Linked DNA regions of Mus musculus: all the other regions are linked to region 1. The links are chromatin loops, found by intact Hi-C in ENCODE. Cell type or tissue: heart. All regions are shown on one strand. Region 1 holds the start of Ppp2r3c (protein phosphatase 2, regulatory subunit B'', gamma). Region 2 holds the start of Eapp (E2F-associated phosphoprotein). Region 3 has its middle 4.5 kb from the start of Brms1l. Region 4 holds the start of Ralgapa1 (Ral GTPase activating protein, alpha subunit 1).

Evidence for each region. Peaks named below come from ENCODE experiments on the same cell type or tissue, not always from the same donor. Only the 100,000 strongest peaks of a DNase experiment are listed, where the experiment ranks them.
Region 2: a loop joins it to region 1, with 3 times the contacts of the local background. A loop is called at or near these places in 3 of 42 quality-filtered maps.
Region 3: a loop joins it to region 1, with 3 times the contacts of the local background. A loop is called at or near these places in 12 of 42 quality-filtered maps.
Region 4: a loop joins it to region 1, with 3 times the contacts of the local background. A loop is called at or near these places in 12 of 42 quality-filtered maps.

Annotation. Positions count from the first base shown.
Region 1 is chr12:55,299,777-55,304,776 of GRCm38, reverse strand. Ppp2r3c (protein phosphatase 2, regulatory subunit B'', gamma) reads left to right here and starts at 1,777. Exons shown (of 14, transcript NM_021529.4): 1 at 1,777-1,862; 2 at 1,982-2,183. The coding sequence starts at 2,126. Prorp (protein only RNase P catalytic subunit) reads right to left here and starts at 2,140. Exons shown (of 7, transcript NM_025373.1): 1 at 1-2,140. The coding sequence starts at 869. In heart, no CTCF peak of the experiment used is centred here; DNase peaks (open chromatin) are centred at 1,526 and 2,076; H3K4me3 peaks cover 3,085 bases; H3K27ac peaks cover 2,685 bases.
Region 2 is chr12:54,694,413-54,699,412 of GRCm38, reverse strand. It overlaps Eapp (E2F-associated phosphoprotein), which reads left to right and starts at 3,519. Exons shown (of 6, transcript NM_025456.4): 1 at 3,519-3,702. The coding sequence starts at 3,629. It overlaps Gm22513 (a small nuclear RNA gene), which reads right to left and starts at 2,631; the gene lies at 2,468-2,631. In heart, CTCF peaks have their summits at 2,302 (motif pointing left) and 3,815; DNase peaks (open chromatin) are centred at 2,522, 2,902 and 3,542; H3K4me3 peaks cover 1,875 bases; H3K27ac peaks cover 1,496 bases.
Region 3 is chr12:55,829,396-55,834,395 of GRCm38, reverse strand. No RefSeq gene overlaps it. Among named protein-coding and RNA genes, the nearest start is that of Brms1l, 4.5 kb to the left of the region's middle. In heart, a CTCF peak has its summit at 3,111; a DNase peak (open chromatin) is centred at 3,085.
Region 4 is chr12:55,818,988-55,823,987 of GRCm38, reverse strand. It overlaps Ralgapa1 (Ral GTPase activating protein, alpha subunit 1), which reads left to right and starts at 2,821. Exons shown (of 42, transcript NM_001368814.1): 1 at 2,821-3,326. The coding sequence starts at 3,221. In heart, a CTCF peak has its summit at 2,898; DNase peaks (open chromatin) are centred at 2,857 and 3,727; H3K4me3 peaks cover 1,880 bases; H3K27ac peaks cover 1,419 bases.

The DNA.
Region 1 (5,000 bases):
TTTATGTCTTTGCCATAATCAAAGAAGGCTTTTAGAGTTTCCAACGGAGGGATGAGATTATGACCTATCAATTCCTGATACAAATTCCAAGCTGTGTTCACATCTTGATGAAGGAGGGCTCCTTGTATACAGTCACCATAGTTCTTTTTGGAAGGGACCATGACTTTTTTAATGTCTTCTAACAGCAACAAGGACTCTCTCCATCTGTCTGAGTGGATCAATCCCCGGATGAGAAGGGTATAACCCCCAGATTCTAAACTCTTGTACTTGGCTTTCATGATTTCATAGACATCAATAACTTCTGACGTCTGCTTATGAAAGACACAGAGATATAAATACTTGACGAGTAGATTATAGCCCACGATGCCATTGTTCTTTGCTGCTACCCAAGCCAGGAGAGACTTGGCCACATCTACTGAACAACAGTTGCGTGCCATCTGTGAAATGATGAAGTCTTCAAAACTGGCCTTTCCTTTGAAATCTTCTTTAAGTTTATCCCACTCTGCGGAATTCAAAGGTTTAGTTGGAAGTTGGACAGAGCTTCTCACGGGCAAGGCATGACCTTGATTCTGAGGGTTAGCACCTATGTGGGACCTCTTCTTAGCTGCTCCAGCAGCGAAGTAATGAGGATCAGAAGAAACCTGCCCATTGTTGTCATTCCCTTTCCTGTGTGTCCTAGCTTTGGTATCCAGTAGATTGAGTGCTTTGCTATTTGGAGGGGTAGTAGGTTTAACAGAAAACCATCTTTGTTGGTTCCCGATGGCACAGAGAAAGAAGGGGGTAGAAGAGGTCGCAGGGCCTAGCTCAAAGTAAGGGTTGCTCTTCCAAAGTTTCGGGATGCTCCGAAAACCAGACAAATAGAAGGTCATGCTGCAGTGAGTTGAATGAAACTTAAAAATAAAACAGTTTCACTCCACTACGTAAAATTAAGGTATTGGGGGCCCGAGGATATGGAAGCGCAGTTCTTGAAAGTGAGACTTTTTTTGTTTCTCCGTTACAAACAAATCAAGACTATGTGTTTGGAGCGATGTAATGGTAAGGAAAGCACACGTGTTCTATTTATTAAATAAGGATCCAAAGACGTCCAACACCAGTAGCAATCCCTAAACCAGAAGGCGGAACGGGAATCCTGAAGTGCCTGTTACCTTCCAATTTTCGAATCTGAGGAAAAAGCACATGGACTCCCAGTTTGACTCGTGTGGATTATGATGGTCCCGAAGAGGGGCGGGATACCAAAGGAGCTAGAACAGGGAAATAAATAACAACGAACAGGAACCACCAATCGCAGCCCCAGCAGTAGCAAGAAAAGCCAGTCTAGGGTCCCTTGCTCTTCACAACTCTCTCCGGGCCGCAAAACTCTTCGGAGAAGAGGGGCCATGGAAATGCAGCATAAACATCATAGGGAAGGAAGTGAGGTCCAGAAAGAGCTCAGACTTAACTGTACGGAGGGTCGACAAACGAAGTTCACTTCATTAAACAACTCACCACGCCACTCATGCTTAAAGGAACCATAAACGCGGTGAAAACTACAATACCCACAACGCACCGCGCTGAACGTGGTGCTGGGGCCTGGAGCGCTTGAATTCCAGGGTTCTGTTGAGTACTGAGAAGATAAACAAACCAGGATAATTTTGAAACTTTTAGTATCCGAGAGGGCTGGATACCGCTGCGTCTATTACATCGTAGGAACGGTTAAGGTTTCCAGAGAAAGAACAAAATGTGACGAAAATGCTTTTCTCAATTCGGAAATGGCAATGGAGTCCCGTAACCTGTGGCGCGCACGCGCTAAATGCCCAAGCGAAGAAGTCACGCAGGCTTCTTCTGGCCTTTAGAAATCCGGCTTGGTGAGCTGCGACACCTCCGTAAGAAGGATAATTTTTTCATCTACTTCATGTCTGATTTTCGTCCATGCTAGCGTGATCGCCGTATCCGGAATAGCTACAGCATCTTTCCTTTCCTTTTTTCTTTTTTTCCTTTGTAGCCAAGGCTTCCGCCCGTGCCCAAGATGGCGTCCAGGCGTCCTAATTAACTTCCACCTGTCTTGGCGAAGTCTGACGTCGCGGCTGGCAGTGGGTGGAGCTCTTAACAAACTGCAAATGTAGGGTCCTCTGAGCGGGAGTCAACCATGGACTGGAAAGACGTGCTTCGCCGGCGGTTAGCGTCGCCCAACACGGATCCAAAGAGTGAGTTTGAGAGGGACCGCCCTCTAGATAGCCCGCCCCAGGCTAGAAGTGGCGGACAGGGTGGATAGGGTGGAGGAGCTAGTGAGAGCTGTACTTTTGTCTGTTAAACTTCTCTGACAAAGGAGTCAGAGTGGAATGTGCTTTGGAGATCTACCAAGGGGTGACCCAAACTTCCCTGGTAAATGCCCTGCTAGGAATGAGAGCATAACGGTGACCTCAGTTTTCCACGATCTTAGACTTACGAACCAGACTTACGAACCTTGGTTCAAACCTTCAATCTTTTCAAGACCTATAATTCATCCTTATAGGTTTTTTTCCTTCCCTAGAAATAGCGTTTTATCATCTAGCCGAGGCTAGACTTGACTTATTGACCCTTTTTGTTCCTGCCTCCCGAGTCCCTGCCACCTTTTAACTCTCTTTCACTTAACCCTCCATTTTAAATTTCATGAATCCGTTTTACATTGCTCGTTCCTTGGTCCTTCACACTTGCTTTCCAGTCTGGTAAAATCCTTCCAGCTCCACACCAGCACCCAGGCAGCTGCGATTGGCTAAAGAAAAACAGAACCTGGTTGTAGGCATGGCTCAGCCATTAAAGGCTAGACTCAAACAAAGAAGAACACCCAAACCATGGTGAGTTCTAAGGTGAAGTGTCTGTTTTGGTGGCATCTGCAAGAAGAGCGTTTGCTTTTCTACACTTAATTCCGCTCATCTTCCCAAACCTCCAGTCTGCCCTCCACTGTTCACCTTAAATCGATGAGCATATTTTTCAAATATATATATCTTAAAGAGGAAGTAGAGGCAGTTTATAAAGGAGAGCCTCAACTGTTTCCAGTTACCATTTCACTCAGGTCTTAGGTATATATCCTTACAACCAACCTTCACCTTTAGAATGTATTGTCACCAGGTAGTGGTGGCACGTGGCTTTAACCCCAGCTCTTGAGAGGCAGAGGCAGGTGGATCTCTGAGTTGGAGACCAGTGTGGTCTACAGGGAGTTTCAGAACAGCCAGGGCTACACAGAGAAACCCTGTCTCTATTAAGAACTGTGTATTGGACTTGAGTCCCTGAAGTCCCTCACTGGATTGCATTCCTTTTCATATACTCGATGGCTTCTCTTCTGTGTTCTCCTCTCTCTTACATTGTTTACTTTGCCTTTTCTCCTCCATCATTTCCATTGCCACTAACAAACATGTAACAGCCTGCATGTATGCGCGTGTACCATTTTTGAGTGTTGCCTGTCGAATGTAAATGAGGTCAGGGCTTACCTAGGGTTGAGGGGAAGCCTTTATTGTAGATATGAGGGAGAGTTCAGACTAGAAAGGTCCAGACTGAATCTGACCAGCAGTATAGACGGGCATAGAGGGGAGCGGTGGGGAGAGCATGGAAGGGGGTGGGGGTGGACCAAGAGAGCACATGGGAACCAAGAGCTGAGTCAAGGGAGTGAGTAGCCAACATGCCTGAGTTCTGTAGGGTCAGAAGCTGAAGGAAGGGAAGCTGAGCCCACTGGAGAGTGGTTTAGGGTAGGAGCTGGGGTGAGAAGAGCTGGGAGAAGCTATAGGTATTAGGTAATGCTGGGCTCCTGCTTCTGCCCTGATATGTTAGTAGGCACCTCAGCTCTTTGTCCCAGGTTTCTTTGAGACCTGACACCTGCAAAGGCCAGAGAAGGTATTGGAGCTCCTGGAGCAGGAGTTACACGTGGTTATGAGCTGCCATGTGGGTGCTGGGAAGCAAACTGGAGCCTCCTACATAAATAAGAGAAGCAAGTGCTCTTAACCTACTGAGTCAACTCTCCGGTCCCCCCGCCAAAGTTTGCTACATTTCTCTTCACCTTTAATAGGAATACCTCAACTAGACCATGAATGTATAGCAAATTACCTAGATTGTATGGTTAATATTAATAGCTTCTTCTTACGGCTACTGCCATCAATGTAGTAGATCCTATGTGCTAATTATTTTACGCATACCCAAGGATATATTCTTAAGGATAGCCCTTTACCTGTATTATCAGATTTTCTTAATTATTATCATGAGCATATAAAAAGCTGGTATTTTCCCAGTTGAGAAACCTTTTTAGGCCAGGTACATACCTGTAATCCCATTACTCCAGAGGCAGAAGCCGGAAGATCAGCAAGTTAGGCTAGTCTGTAAAATTGTGAGTTCCAAGCCAGGGCTACTGATCTCACCTTGTCTCCAAAAGAGTAAAGGCAAACCCAAGACAAACAACAGCAGCTCCCTGTGTGGTCCCCTTCCCCTAGCTCTGCCTTACTGTTTTTTCCCTGATGACTCTGAGGCTACAACTGTGCTTGTCTCTCATTCTTGCTTGTGAAGAATCATCAGTGGCCTCTAGACAGATAATTCATTGGTCCTTTTCAATTCCCATCTTATTTGCAAAATTTTGCAGTTTGCTCAAGTAGTACCAAGCCATATTAAAGAACCTGTGGCTCGGTCCAAGGTTAAAGGTTAATGTGACAGGGACAACGGAAATGCTGTGACAGGTGAAGGGCTGAGGAATCCCTGGAGTCCTCTTCTGAAGAAAATAATACAGAAAAAATAGTGTTGAAAAACTAGATTATAGAATTGAAGAGCCCAGTGAGGCTGAAGCGAAGCTACAGTCCCTCGGTTCTAAGTTATCAGAGTGTGTGAGAGCGTATACTTCAGAAAAAACCTGCAGAAAAGACCTGTGATCCTGCTACATAGACATGCTAGCTCTCATCCGTGATCCCAGCACTTGGCTGACTGAGACAAGAGGCCATTTGAGCGACAGAATGAGATTCTGTTTAAAAAAAAAATAGGCTTGGGAATCTGGAGGTGTGGCTCAG
Region 2 (5,000 bases), 610 kb after region 1:
AAGAAGGGAAAGAAAGAAAGACCTGCTTTGTACGAAGCAAAATATTGGGTTCTAGGGACTGAACTCAGGTCATGAGGCATGTGAAGCAAAGGCCTTCTTACCCGTTGAGTCTTCCCTCCCACCCACTCCCTACACCTCGGGTTTAAAGTGGCAGGGTTTAGTTATGGTGTGGTGACACATACTTCTGTTGGTAGAAGTCATTAAACCGGATGGAAAGTTTGTTCTTAGAGTAGATAATGTCAATCTGCCTGCCTCTGCCTTTCAGATGTTGAGAATAAAAAACACCACCTCTGGCCGGAGAAAGCTTTAATTTTGGGGAGGTGGGTGGGGGACAAGACATAGTTTCTCTCTGTATCCCTGGCTCTCTTGGAACTCAATTGGTAGACCAGGGTGGCCTCAAACTCAGAGATTGGCCTGTCTCTGCCTCCCAAGTTCTGGGATTAAAGGTGTGCACCATCACCACAAAGCAAGTTCTAATTTTTAAAATTTGTTTTGGATTCCGGAGAAATAGCTCACTCGCTGCTTAAGAGTACTTGGTTCTGGGGCTGGAGAGATGTCTCAGTGGTTAAGAGCACTAACTGCTCTGCCAGAGGTCCTGAGTTCAACTCCAAGCAACCACATGGTGGCTCACAACCATCTGTAATGGGATCCAATGGGTCCCATCTGTAATGGGACCTCTTCTGGTGCGTCTGAAGACAGCTACCATGTACTCACATACATAAAATAAATAAATATTTTTAAAAAAGAGTACTAGATTCTTTTGTAGAGGGTCCAACTTTGGTTCCCAGCACTTATGTCAGGCATTACACAAGTGCCTATAACTATAGCTCCAGGGGATCAGGCAGGCAGGCAGGCACACTTGCAAGCGCGCACACACACCAATTTAAAATTTATTTTGGACTGGGCCCGAGACAGAAGCAAGCAGATCTCTGTGAGTTCAAAGCTAGCTGATCTACATAGTAAGTTCCAGGAGGACAAAACCCAAAACAACCCCCACCCCAAAAATAAACCCGAAAAAGCAAAAAGCATGTAGATATGTGCGGTGTGCATGTATGTTTACATGTATGAGCGCATGTGTGTGTGTTTGAATGTGGGAAAAAGTTACAGGTTGAGATAGCGCATCTTCCTTGATTTCTCTCTATTTACCAAGGTCTTGGGCAATATCCTTGCTCTGCCTCTGGAACTGGAGTTACAGGCAGATGAGCTGCCCCACTCAGTGCTGGGAAGGAAAATCTGGTCTTCTGCAAGTGTTCTTAGCCACTGAGCTATCCCTGCAACCTCGTTGTGCTGGTAACCACAGCTTCAGTGAGGTGATGCATGCAGCAGCTGGGTCCTGTCTAGACAGTTCTCACAGAAGACTGGCCTCTCCCGAGTTCCCAGAATCTCGGGTGGGAGCAGATATAGACCATTCACCTGCAGTTGAGCCCTGTTCCTTATTCTTTGCATTTTGACCAGTTGTGGATCTCCTCAGAAACCTCTACACTAATGTGCTGCAGAAAAACGCTTGGCAGTTTTTCAACCGGACAATTGAAAGCAACACAAATCCTTGAGTATAAATATAAATATTTAGAAGGCATCGTGGCAACATGATAATGTAGCAAAATAACAGTACATATTAGAGGGGAGACCCCTCACCTCCCAGATTACATTAAATTTCATACAGACAAACCTAATGAAATTAATTGGGTCGCAACAAATGATGCCTGTCTTATGGTTTCTGGTCCAGGATCAAAATCAACTAACTTGGGGAGGAAGGGTTTATTTCAGAACAGAAAGGGTTTATTTCAAGGCAGAAACAGGATGTAGCAAATACTGAAGAAAAGGTTGTGGAGGCATGTTGCTTACTTTACTAGTCCCTCATACCTTAGCAGGCAGGAGTGCCGGCCCAGGGGTAGTACCGCCCACAATGAGCCTTTCCATCCTGTACAGATTAAGATGTCCAACTTCCCAATATGAATCTTCTCAAAGTTTTCATGAAGTTAGTGTCATGTTTACATAAAGCTTAGCAAATACAACACCTTTTGGGTTTGCTTCACCTAAACAGTTAGTATCTGACCTTTTTACAAAGTGAGTTCGAGGACAGAGAAACCCTGTCTTGAAAACACCAGAAAAAAAAGAAAACAAGTTGTTGGTGCTAACTGAGATAGTAAAACTTATTTCAACTGACAATTACCTTACACATCATTCAAAAATAAACCTAGGGCTGGTGAGATGGCTCAGTGGGTAAGAGCACCCGACTGCTCTTCCGAAGGTCCGAAGTTCAAATCCCAGCAACCAGGCTCACAACCACCCGTAATGAGATCTGATGCCCTCTTCTGGAGTGTCTGAAGACAGCTACAGTGTACTTATATATAATAAATAAATAAATCTTTAAAAAAAAAAAAAAAAAAAAAACTAAAACACCAGGTAGAAAGCAAGTCTTTCGCAATGCTAAAGTAAATGTTTTCTATTTTTTCAACAAAAATGCCAGGGGAGAGCGCGAACGCAGTCCCCCACTACCACAAATTATGCAGTCGAGTTTCCCGCATTTGGGGAAATCGCAGGGGTCAGCACATCCGGAGTGCAATGGATGAGCCTCGCCCTGGGAAAACCACCTTCGTGATCATGGTATCTCCCCTGCCAGGTAAGTATGAGTTGCGAGTGCCGTGTGCAGGCTCTCCATCATTGTATACTTACTTTATAACTACGGTCTCTTCCTCAATGCGTCTTCTCTACATTATATTCTCTTTTCTAACCTTGATCCATAAATATACGCTTATATTATGTAAATATTATCAATAACGGAAAAAAATGTCTATTTAGGGAGAACCGGTAGCCTTTGCGTGAAATTCTCATCTACATATTCCACGCCTTTGTGGTGACGCCGCGGGAACTCGTCTGTAGGCCCCTCAACGCGACTCCGCCCACTAAGGCTGTGAGGCGGGGGCGGGGTTTGTTGGTAGTGGGCAATCGAATCTGGAATTCAAAACCTAAGCTTCTGCCCAGGCTCTGGGCAAAGAAAAAGTTTTTTTTAGCTCAATTCAGTTTCTGCTAGCGGAGGACAGGATTCTAAGAGATCCACCCTTGTTAAGTTTAACTAGTAAAAGAAAAATCGTTTTTCCGTGGTGTTTTTCTGAGTAGGTCTATTATACATTATTTACTTGCACACAGCCAATAAACCTAATAAAAACCATGAGAGAAGGGCTAAGATAACAACTTTGAAGAAATAAATCTGACTGGATAGTGATATACAACTGTAATCTCAGCTCTCCGCAGGTCACGGTAAGCAGAGCGAAGCCAGCCTGGGCTACATAACTGGTTACAGGTTAGACTGGGTTAGTGAGACCTTTTCAAAACCTAAATAAAGCTTAAGTTAAGAGGAGGAGGAGGAGGAGGTGGCGGCGGCGGCGGCGGCGAGAAGAAAAATGCACAAAGACAACTGCTATTTTCAGCGGAAAAGAAAACGTAGAGACGTGTTAACATTGACCCTCCGCACGCCCCGTCTCTTGCATCCTTGTCACTGGACGGCTTGCGCAGGCGCACAGGAAGGACTCGCAGTACGGGCGGAAGTGGAGTCTCCGGGAAGCTTTGGGGAAGGCGCTGGCGGAGTACACAGACGCCGGGGCGGTGTAGGCGTCCTCAGGTCGCCATGAACCGACTCCAGGATGACTATGACCCGTACGCGGTGGAAGAGCCGAGCGACGAGGAGCCGGCTCTGAGCAGGTGGGCCGCTGCCCCGCGTCTCCGCCCTGCCTTGGCTGAGGCCGTTGTGTTGTTCGCGCCGGCCGTCCCTGGGCGCAGTGTCGTCCGCTTCACTTGCGGGAGCCTCGGGGCGCTTGATGGCGCTGCTCAGTCTCTAGGGAACCAGGATGGACAGCAGTGCGGGAAGAGGGATGTTCCGGAATTACGTGGGCCCCCAGGCGTGAAGCCTTAGATGGAACCCTGTTTACCGTTTACTAGCACTGTGACCGAAGGCAAGTCAGTTCTCGGCCTCGCATCTGTAAATGGAAATACAAGTATGGGACAGTGTCCTAAGCTAGTGAGGGCCTGGCCCTTAGCACGAAGTACTTATCTTGAAGACTGTCAAGTAGAAACTAGGGAATAGAGAATGGAAAAAAAAAAAAAAAGGAATGGGCTTTTTTTTTTTTTTTAAGTTATGATCTCCACACGCATGCCATAGCACCCATATGCCCATATACACAACATTTTTCTTTCTTTCTTCCTTCCTTTCTTCCTTTCTTTCTTTCTTTTGTTTTTCGAGACAGGGTTTCTCTGTATAGCCTGGCTGTCCTGGAACTCACTCTGTAGAGCAGGCTGGCCTCGAACTCAGAAATCCGCCTGCCTCTGCCCCCCAAGTGCTGGGACCAAAGGCATGCGCCACCATGCCCGGCTATACACAACATTTTTAAAACTGTAATTTAAAAGTTAAATGAATTAAGTCAGACATGGTAGTGTATGCCTATAATCCCATCATTTAGGAGGCCAGAGGGTGAAGAGTTCAAAGCTGGTTCTGGGCTACGTAAGATTTTGTCTTAAAACAAGAAAAAAATGTCCAAGGCATTTCTTGCAGCTGGCTTTTGCTTTGTTGTTCTTTTTCCCGCAGTTTTTTTTTTTTTTTTTTTTTTTTTGTTTTGTTTTTTTTGAGACAGGGTTTCTCTATAGCCCTGGCTGTCCTGGAACTCACTTTGTAGACCAGGCTGGCCTCGAACTCAGAAATCCACCTGCCTCTGCCTCCCGAGTGCTGGGATTAAAGGCTTGCGCCACCACGCCCAGCTCACGCCTGGCTTTTTTCTCCGCGTCTTAATCTACAACTTGTCTCCTTCCATGTGGGTCCCAGAAATTGAACTCAGGTCATGAGGCTTGGTGACAAGCCCTTTGTCTGCTGCTGAGTTATCTTGCTGGCCCTGACTTAATTCATTTTTGTTGTTTTATTTCTTCCTATTATTGATGTACATTTATTATAATTCTGTTGATAGGAAACTAATCACAGAAGTCAGTCTACGATGACAGAAGTTAGTTAG
Region 3 (5,000 bases), 530 kb before region 1:
GATTTCTGGTCGCCCTTATGCCTTGTACTGCTAGGTACTTTAAGTAAATCAGTCCATTTAATCTCTACACAAATCTGAGAGTTAACTTTGCAGAGGAGACAACTGAGGCACAGAGCAGTTAAACTACCTCACCAAGGTCATACAGGTAATAAATAACCGGTCTCAGATTTGAATGTAAGTAGTGTGGCCTCAAAGCTTGCAGGCACTCTCATGGCATACAGTGGTCCTCAAGTGGGTGCTTTCTGCTTCTCCTGCTCAAAGGTAAACAGAAGGAGCCAAGCCTGGTGGCTTACACCTGTAATTGCAGCAACTCCAGGGGCTGCGACAAGAAATTTGTCTCAAATTCGAGGCCAGGCTCAGACATAAGGAAGTAAGAGAGAAGAGGCATGGATTCAAGCCACGCTTCTCTTAATAACCCAGCAGTAAACTCGGCAAAACATAGAATCTCGCCGGGCGTGGTGGCTCATGCCTTTAATCCCAGTACTTGGAAGGCTTGAGGCAGGCAGATTTCTGAGTTCAAGGCTAGCCTGGTCTACAGAGTGAGTTCCAGGACAGCCAGGGCTACACAGAGAAACCCTGTCTCGAACCCCCCCCCCCAAAAAAAAAAAAAAAAACGAAGAATCGCTGGTCAGTTATAAAATAAGAAGTTTCTATGATCTTAACTTTAAATTCCTTTCAAAGTCTCAGACTCTTGTCATAGGCTCATAAGATAACTCAGCAGGTAAAGTCTTGCTGCAAAAGTATGACAACTGGAGTCCTCACACCAGAATTCATGTAAAGACCAGGCCAGCACAACAGCCTACATGGGATCACAGTGCTAAGGAAATGGACAGAGAATTCTGGGCTATCTAGCCAGCTGAACCAGTGAGTTCTGGGTACAAGAGAGAGAGAGCCTACCTCAATGTCTATGGAGGAGAGCAATAGAGAAAGATGTTCAATATCAACTTCTGGTCTTGATAAGTACCTACAGACACATGTGAACATACATACCTGTGTTGGCTGGTCTTATGTCAAGTTGACACACAAACTAAAGGTATCTAAAAGGAGAGAAACTTAACTGAGAAAATGCCTCCATAAGACATGGTTGTAGAGCATTTTCTTAATTAGTTATCAATGGGGGAGGGCCCAGTCCATTGTGGGTGGTCTCAGCCCTGAGCTGGTGGTCCTGGGAGCTATAAGAAAGCAGGCTGAGTGAGCCAGGGGAAGCAAGCCAGTAAGCTGCACCCTTCCATGGCCTTTGAATCAGCTCCTGCCTCCAGCTCCCTGCCCTGCTTGAGTTCCTATCCTGACTTCTTTAACATGGATATAGAAGTGTAGGCCAAATAAACCCCCTTCCTCCTCAACTTGCTTTTTGGTTCTGGTGTTTTGTTACAGCCATAGAAAAACCTAAGACAATACCATGCATACTACCCCCAAAAAGTTTTAAATTTTTCCTATTTTTTAAGATTTTACTTTTACTTATGTGTTCAAGTTTATCCCTGATTTTATCCTTCCTGTGTTTTCCCTGCAGAACCTACAGTGGTTGGTTTTGTTGTTGTTGTTGTTGCTATGTTATCTATTAATTTATTTATTTTGTGAGTGTTGCTATTCATTTATTTATTTATTTATTTACTTACTTACTTATTTAGTGAGTCTCTCTGTATAACTCTGGATGGCTAGAACACATGATGCAGACCAGGCTGGCCTCACACTCACAGAGATCACCTGCCATTATTTCCTACACTCTGAATGCTAAGATGAAAGAGCCAGCCACCAGGCTCCAATTATAGTGTCCTTTAACTATTAGATATGTGTGTGTGTGTGTGTGTGTGTGTGTGTGTGTGTGTGTGTGTGTAAGCTATTATAAGCTATTTGGGGTTTGGGGGATTTTTTGTTTGTTTTTGTTTTTTGTTTGTTTTTGTTTTTTATTTTTTGTTTCTCTGTGCAACCCTAGCTGTCCTGGAACTGACTCTGTGGATCAGGCTGTTTTCAGACTCAGAGATCTGTCTGCTTCTGCATCTTGAGCACTGAAACTAAAAGTGTACACCACTACTGCCCACCTTTTCCCAGACCTAATGACTGATAAACATATGAATATTAATCAGGCACCTCTTAACAGGCATTTGGATTGCCTTTACTATTAGAAATATTCTTATTTTGTTAAGGGGACTATTATTGTTCAAAGTGTTTGGTAACCATTTTGACAAATGACCCAGAGCAGACATAGTATCAGAATTAGGACAAGGTTTGTGTCTTTTCTTTTCTTCCTTCCTTTTTCTTCACCCACACTTGAAAGATCCTGTCAATATGAGGTATGAATCTGTCAAACAGGTACAATGATGCTAGAATATATACACCCCCACCCACTTTGTAGTATTTGTGAGTTTAGAGTAAATGAAAACTTAATTTTATTATATTTTTAAAGTATATTCTAAGTCTTATAGTAGCAAATTGTAATTCCAGTTTTTACTTTCTATGGCACAGACTTGATAAACTGAAGGCTTTGAAGAGGGAATCCCCAAATTGTACCAGTCATTTTCATGTGCTACATATACTGTATAAAGTAATATATGCATATATATATATATATACATATATATGTATGTATATATATTTATATATATATATACATATATATATATAGGGTACATACACAATTCCCCTTTTCCTAAAGGAACACAATGAATGCAACATATAACTTTTATAATCCTCAAAAGATAAAAGTTAGTTGCCTGAATGAACACTGTTACACGGATCTTTTAGATCAGGGGTAATGTTAACACAGAGACTGTCATAGGGAGGGGGAAACATTACAACTTTTATTTGCTGGCCAATAAAAAACTGTTCAACTTCCTTAACAATCAAGGAAACACAAATCAAAACCACACTGAGATTTTACCTCCTACCAGCCAGAAAACAAACAGCTAATGTTAGTGAAGATGTAGGGGGCTGACAAATTCTTCCGAAATGCTGGTGGGAATGCAGAGTGATGCAGCCACTACAGAAAGCACTGCAGAGGTTCCAAAGGCAAGCAGACAAAACAAAGCAAAAGGAGAGTTGTAGGGTGAGCTGGGTGTGGTGATGTGTGCCTGTATCCCAGTTCTCAGCAAGCAGATCCAATTCCCAAATCTGCCACGTGGTGGAGCTGAGACACCAGTCACACACAATCTCCAAATTTGTCACTGCTGATGGACCAAAGTCAGAGTTTGAAACTAAGAAAAACTAACAGAGGTTGTGACTAACAACTAGTACCAAAATTTCATCATATCAACTGTAAGACAGAGCTTCAGAGAACTACATTAAGATAAGACTAATTTTTGTGTCAGGCTAACCTGGAATTTACTAGGTAACCCAAGCTGACCTCAAACTTATGATCTGCCAGCCTCAGACTCCCATGTGCTCGGATTACAGGCATGAGCTATAATATGCCCAACACTGTATATATATATATATATATATATATATTTTTTTTTTAATGGAAGTAGTGGAAAATACATTAAAATATCCTAACATAACTTACTATTTTTGATTAAGACTTTCTTCTCTGGGGACAGGTTGAGTACATACATGGTTTAATGGGTAAAATGCATGTTGTGCAAGCATGAGGACCCGAGTTCAAATCCCCAGCACCCATATAAAAGAGCTGAACACAGCAATGTACTCCTGTAACCCCAAAGCTAGGGAGCTGAGAAAGGAAGATCCTGGTGGCTCGATGTCCAGTCAGTCTAGCCAATTGGTTAATTCCAGAGTTAGTAAGAGACCCTGCCTAAAATAGTAAGGTGGAGAGCAATAGAGGCAGATACTCAACTCCGTCTCTGACTCTATACATGCATTTTATGGGCAACTGCACACACATGCATATACTCTACACACAGGCATACACACCCACACACAGAGTGGGGAGGGGAGAAGGAGAGAGGGAGAGGAAGGTGTGGTGGCTCATGCCTATAATCTCTTTGAGAGGTTGAGGCAGGAGGATTTCCTAGAGTTGTGGGCCATCCTGGGTTAAATAGTGAATTCTAGGCCAGCCTGAGCTAGAGAAAGATCCTGTCCCCTGAAATTCCTTGTTTGTATTCATTAACATACCATTTGCTGAATGTGTTTTGTGTAGCAGGTGTGAGAATTTCAGGAGATGACCTGAACAAAATAGGCACTGCTTCTCTTCAGAGACCTTCAAGGAAGGAGCAGAACGAGGAATCAGACAGCTCTGGCAACCCAGGGGAGCTTTCTGATGTATTATAAGAACAGGCCTTTGTTTCCAATGATAAGACTCAGTCTTCGCAGGGCTGGGGATATAGCTCAACTGTAGGGCAATGGATAGATAGCCTTGCATGTCTCCCATGTGCAAGGTCATTAGGTTCAGTCCCTACCTTAGACAAAATTCTTACCAATTCCCTGTGAAAACTAGGAATTCAGAAAACCATAATAGCATGCTATCATTGTAGGCTTCTCGTACTTAAATAATTTTCTGAGATCTATGATTGTTTGATATTATTTAAGAAATTTAACCTCAGATACCCTAATGTGTAGTTCTTAACCAAATGAAAAATGTACAGTGTTACAGAGCTTTGCATACAGAGAGGATATATTTAAGGGTTTTTTAAAGGATTTTATTGGAGAGAGCAGAGAACATTTGCCTGTGTGCTTTCATATCCCCTATTACAACTCATCTTCACAAAACTGCCACTTTTGAACTTTTTAGTGGGATAGTCACAATTATTAACAGGAGTTATCAAAATAGCCCCCTCTTTCTGATTGCATAGAGACAAAGGGACCAGGGTTTGTTTGTTTTTTTTTTTTCTCTCACACACTTTAAGCAAAGAATTGTATCACATGATAAGAATCTAGCTGACTTCTATTTGGACATAAAAGAATTTGGGGGTAAGTTCAACAATAGCACTTTCCTAACTAAATACCTTTGTTTAGAAAGGATTTCGAGGAGCTGGGACTGTGGGTCAGTTGGTAGAGTTTTCATACATGTGCATCCGGGTTCAATCCCAGTAGTGCAGAAGGCAGTGTGG
Region 4 (5,000 bases), 520 kb before region 1:
CTCTCTCTCTTTATTTATTCACTTTGGTTTCTCAAGACAAAGATCCTCTTTGTAGCCCTGTCTGTTCTGAAACTCACTCTGTAGACCAGGCTGTCCTTGAACTCAGGTGATGTCTGCCTCTGCCCCGAGTGCTGCTGGGATTTAAGGCACGTGCCACCACAGCGTGTCCATGGTAGAGGTTTTTGATGTATTGTCAGATCAAATGAAACTCCATTTTTCTCATATTCCAAAAGGCAGAAGGAAGAAATGGCTGACTGTGGTGTCCATTAGCAGACCAAAGTCTATGCTGGCCTCCAGGCTCCCTCAGAATCACAAGTACTCAGGACACATACGAAGTCCGTGCTGGCCGACATCCTGGCTCTTCTCACCTCCTCCCCTCCCCTCTCCTCTCCAGCTCACCAGCTCACAGGCTTATGTCCCCAGCTATTCATTCTCCTGCTATTTCTTCACATCACTCTCTGGTCTTCAGCACTTTCCCTTTCTCTCTCTTTCTCTATGCTCCTTCCCATCTCTATCTGCTCTGGTCCTGCTTCCCTCCTAGTCAGCTCCAGTCTGCCATCCATGTGCAGTCTATTACTTTCTCTCTCGGCTCTGGACAATGCCATGCTCTCATGTCTACAATAAAACCACACCATGGAGTGGTCATGTCATCAGTTTATACAGTTATAAACAATGCCTTAATATTTTACAAAACCTTATTTTTTCCTGACACTCTTTTTTAAAAGAGTTCTAAAAGTGGAACTTTTGAATCAGATTTGTCTTAGTTAGGGTTTCATTGCTGTAAAGAGACACCATAACCAAGGTAACTCTTATAAAGTCAGCTGATTGGGGCAGGGTTACAGTTTCAGAGTTTAGTCCTTTATCGTGGTGGGAATCATGGCAGCATGGAGGAAGACGGGGTGTTGGAGGAGCTGAGAGTTCTACATCTTGATCCAAAGGCAGCCAGGGGACTGGGTTCCACACTGGGCAGAGCTTGAGCATATGAGACCTCAAAACCCACCTCCACAACAACACAAGTCCTCCAACAAGGCCACACCCACTTCAGCAAGGCCACACCCACTTCAACAAGGCTACATCTCCTAATGGGCCAAGCATTCAAACACATGAATCTATGGGGACCATACCTATTCAAACCTCCGCAAGATTATGTAAACATTTTAAAGTATCCTGCTATTTTTCAGAAGCCTCCTACTAATTACTGCTATTCTTAATAGGCCGTGGGAGTTCCTACTGTTGCACTCACTGGTGAATTACTATTTGAAGACAAAGGCTACTGATAAAACAACACATCACTGTTTTTATGTACATTTCATGTATTCTGTAGATTTGATGTAAAATTCTAAAAGAAGGGAGCTGTAGAGATGGCTCACTAGTTAGGGGAGTATATGCTCTTGCAGACAACCCAAGTTTGATTTGCAGTACTGAGGCTGGGTGGCTCACAACTGCCTATAAGTACAGCCTCAAAAGGCATGTTTGTGTAGATGCTTGTGTGCATGCACGCACGCGCGCACACACACACATTCACACACACTCACAGATTCAAAATAAAAATCAATCAGCTCAGCAGTTAAGAGGACCTAGGTTCAATTCCCAGCACCTCCATGGCAACTTGCAGCTGTCTGTAACCCTAGTTCCAGGGGATCTGATACCATCTCACAGACATATATGTAGGCAGAACACCAAAATAAACAAACAAACAAGCTGGACAGTGGTGGCACACACTTTAATCTCAGAACTCTGGAGGCAGAGGCATGTGGATCTCTGTGAGTTCTAGGCCACCTTGATCTACAGAGTGAGTTCACAGCCAGGGCTACACAGAAAAACCCTGCCTTGGAAAACCAAAACGAAAAAAGCAAATGAATAAACAAACAAATAAAATAAATTATTTAAAGTCTCTAAAGAAAAATACAAACAAAATTGTCTAACAAATATTAATTCAGAGTGACGGAAGATAGATCAGCAGGGGACTGGGCACTAGGGACAGGCAAAGACAAAAAGCCAGAGTTTGTGATTACTACTTGTGTTTTGTAGTTTTTTGTTTTGTTTTGTTTTGTTTTGAGACATGGTCTAACGTAGCTGCCATTGACCTTGAATTATGTCTTCCCAAATCCTAGTATGACAGCAGAGCACTACCACACTTAGTTAATTGTTTTACTTGGATCTTACACAGCGTTCTTTGGATTTAGGTGAGTATTTCACATCTAAAGACAGCCTTCCTTTAAAATCATCCAGATTTCTTAATTTTTTTTCTCTGATATATGGTAGGATGCATTTACTTGTACAAGATATTTTATTTATTTATGTCTGTTTTCTTGGTGCTGGAGATCTGGTGCTAGAGCGAACTGCAGCTCTAGCCATGTGCATGTTAATTTAAAGGAAAAGGATGCAACACTCCCACGCATCTCTAAAGTACAGTACATTTTTAATCATTATTTTGCAAGACGCAGGAAGAATCCAAATTAGAAAGTGAACGGTTTGCAAAACACAGGAAATATCCAAATTAGAAAGTGAAATGACGTCAGAGCCAAGGCTTCAGAGCTAGTATCAAGCTGGCCTTGCACATCTGTTCTGATGTTTAAGTTACTCAGAGCGGTTTAAAGAGTGGAGATGAACGACTTTTTCAACAAAAACTCTAGGAACCGCTGTTTACAAGGAGCACACAGTAGACAACACCTTCCTTAACTTTCTTGCCCTTCTTCATTACTACAGACACAGGAAACCAAGAGGCTATAGAGGCAGGAATGAGCTCACGCTGACATGACGTCACGAGCACTTGACGTCAGAAGGCGGTTGCCACGGGGACCGTTCGCCACCGACGGCAGAGTCGTGAAACTCCATCACCACACGACTCGGTTTTGGCCTCCGCGGGGTTGAAGCTGCTAGAGACGCTTCAACCTTAAGGGGGCCTCAGGGAGAGAGGAGTGGCGCCGCGGCGGAGCGCTCCCTCTCCGCGGCTGTGGGGATTCCTGCCGCGGCCTGGGCGGCGGCGGCCGCTCCGCGTCTCCTCGTCGCTGCAGCGCGCGGGGCGGATCCGCCATATTGGAGCCGGGGCTGCAGGTTCCGTGCGGCGGCGGCGGCGAGAGGCGGGCCTGGCAGCGGGGCCCGCGCGGCAGCGGCGGACGCGGGGGAACGCATGAGCCGCCGCGGCTAGCCTCTTCCCCGCCCACCGCCTGCGCTGGGTCGTCGGGACCCGGCCGGGAGGGGCCGCGGCGGCCGCAGGATGTTCTCTAAGAAGCCGCACGGGGACGTGAAGAAGTCCACCCAGAAGGTGCTGGACACCAAGAAGGACGCGCTGACCCGCCTCAAGCACCTGCGCATCGTCATCGGTGAGGGGAGCCGCGACCCCGGGGCGCCGCCGCGGCGGCCTTGCTGCCCCCGGCCTGTCACCCCGCGAGCTCCGGGCTTCGCCCTCGCGACCTGGCGCGGTCGGGAGTGAGGGCCGGCGGCGCCTCTGCCCACGCGCGGGCGGGCGGCGAGGGAAGGGGACAGCTTGGCAGTTGGTACAAATCAGTCAGCACCAGCACGGAGAGACCCACGTTGGAGTTCCTGGTCTGATTGTTTAAAAAAAAAAAAATGACAGTCAGGCCAGAAACTTAAGTCCTTGATGAGACTTCAGGGACACTTGGCGTTGTGGGTAATGGTGTTTAGAGGGTGTGCTTGCCATCTGACTACTGCCATCCCCACCCGAGTGCAAAGCAAAGCAAAGCAAAGCGCTGGCTCGGCCAGTGGAACCCGTAGTCTTTCAAGTTTTTTTGGCAGGTGAGGGCCCTGGAGGAAGCAGTTGCACCTCTTTGGGAAGTGGGTGGTTCCTGAAGCTTGGGGAAAGAACCCCGCCCTATACACCCTGTTCTTCATTTGCTGTCCTTTAGGAAGAAAACTAATTATAGAGAAGAAGGTTCTCGTGAACGATACAGAATTAAGTTTTCATTAAAAATTTCTTACTCTCTGCCGTCTCATCAACTTTAGTGTCTCTGAAGACCGAAGCAAGCTAGATTTGGGATAAAGTGTTAAGCGAGGATTTTTGGATACTTGGTCATAGACAACTTGGATTTTTTTTTTTTTTTAAATGAAGAAATTTTGAGGTAAAAAGGAAAGTTGACCAGGGCTTAGACATATAGAATGACAATAGGATAGCTGAGGTTAGATCTCAGATGTCTGAATTCTAATTCAGAGTTTATCATCTCAAGCTGTCCTCCTAATTTCTGTCTGTTTTGGAAAGTGACTTATATGTTTAGTGGTGTGTCCTCTGTTTCATGGATGGATTTCTCTACTGTGTTGTGACTAATACCACCAATGATACCCAACATTTGTGTGGTGTTTTGCTGTCTACAAAGGGTCTCACATGAATTAGTATAATCCAACATGACCATCTGTCTAGAAATAGAGATATTATTTGCCATTTTAAAAAATATATAAACAAAAAAGTTGAAGATGGATGGAGCTGGTGGAGACTAACGACCACAACGAAGCCTAGATTTTCTGTCTCTGATTTGTTTTTCAGCCTTCCTACATGTCTGACAGCTAGTCTTAGTTATCACAAGTACTTATACCTGTGGTATAGTGAGAAAGCAATTAAATCCATCTTATGTAAACCATTTAAATATGGTAGAGGTTTTTAACATTTCCATTTTGGAGTTAAGTCATTGAAGATTTGCGTGAAAAGATATGCTGAGACACGCAAAGTCATCGGCACGTAAATGTATTACAAAATAACGGCCGTTTGAAAGTGGACACTTGGTGCAATCTGACTCTCACTTGAGACAAGCTGTAGATTGCATAAATGCAGTTGTAACTATAAAGCTGAGTTACAGCAGGGTATTGAGAGTTCCTAAATTACCTGCCACAGCATAGAGGGTTTTGTGGTTGTGTGTATGTGTGTAGTGTGTGCATGTGTGTTTCCTAACTTGGGAAACATCAGATGTATTACTACCACACATGTTGGATATTTTGTAGGACCTGGCTTCCTCAGTTCGAAAATGGAATACTTAAGAAAGCAAAAA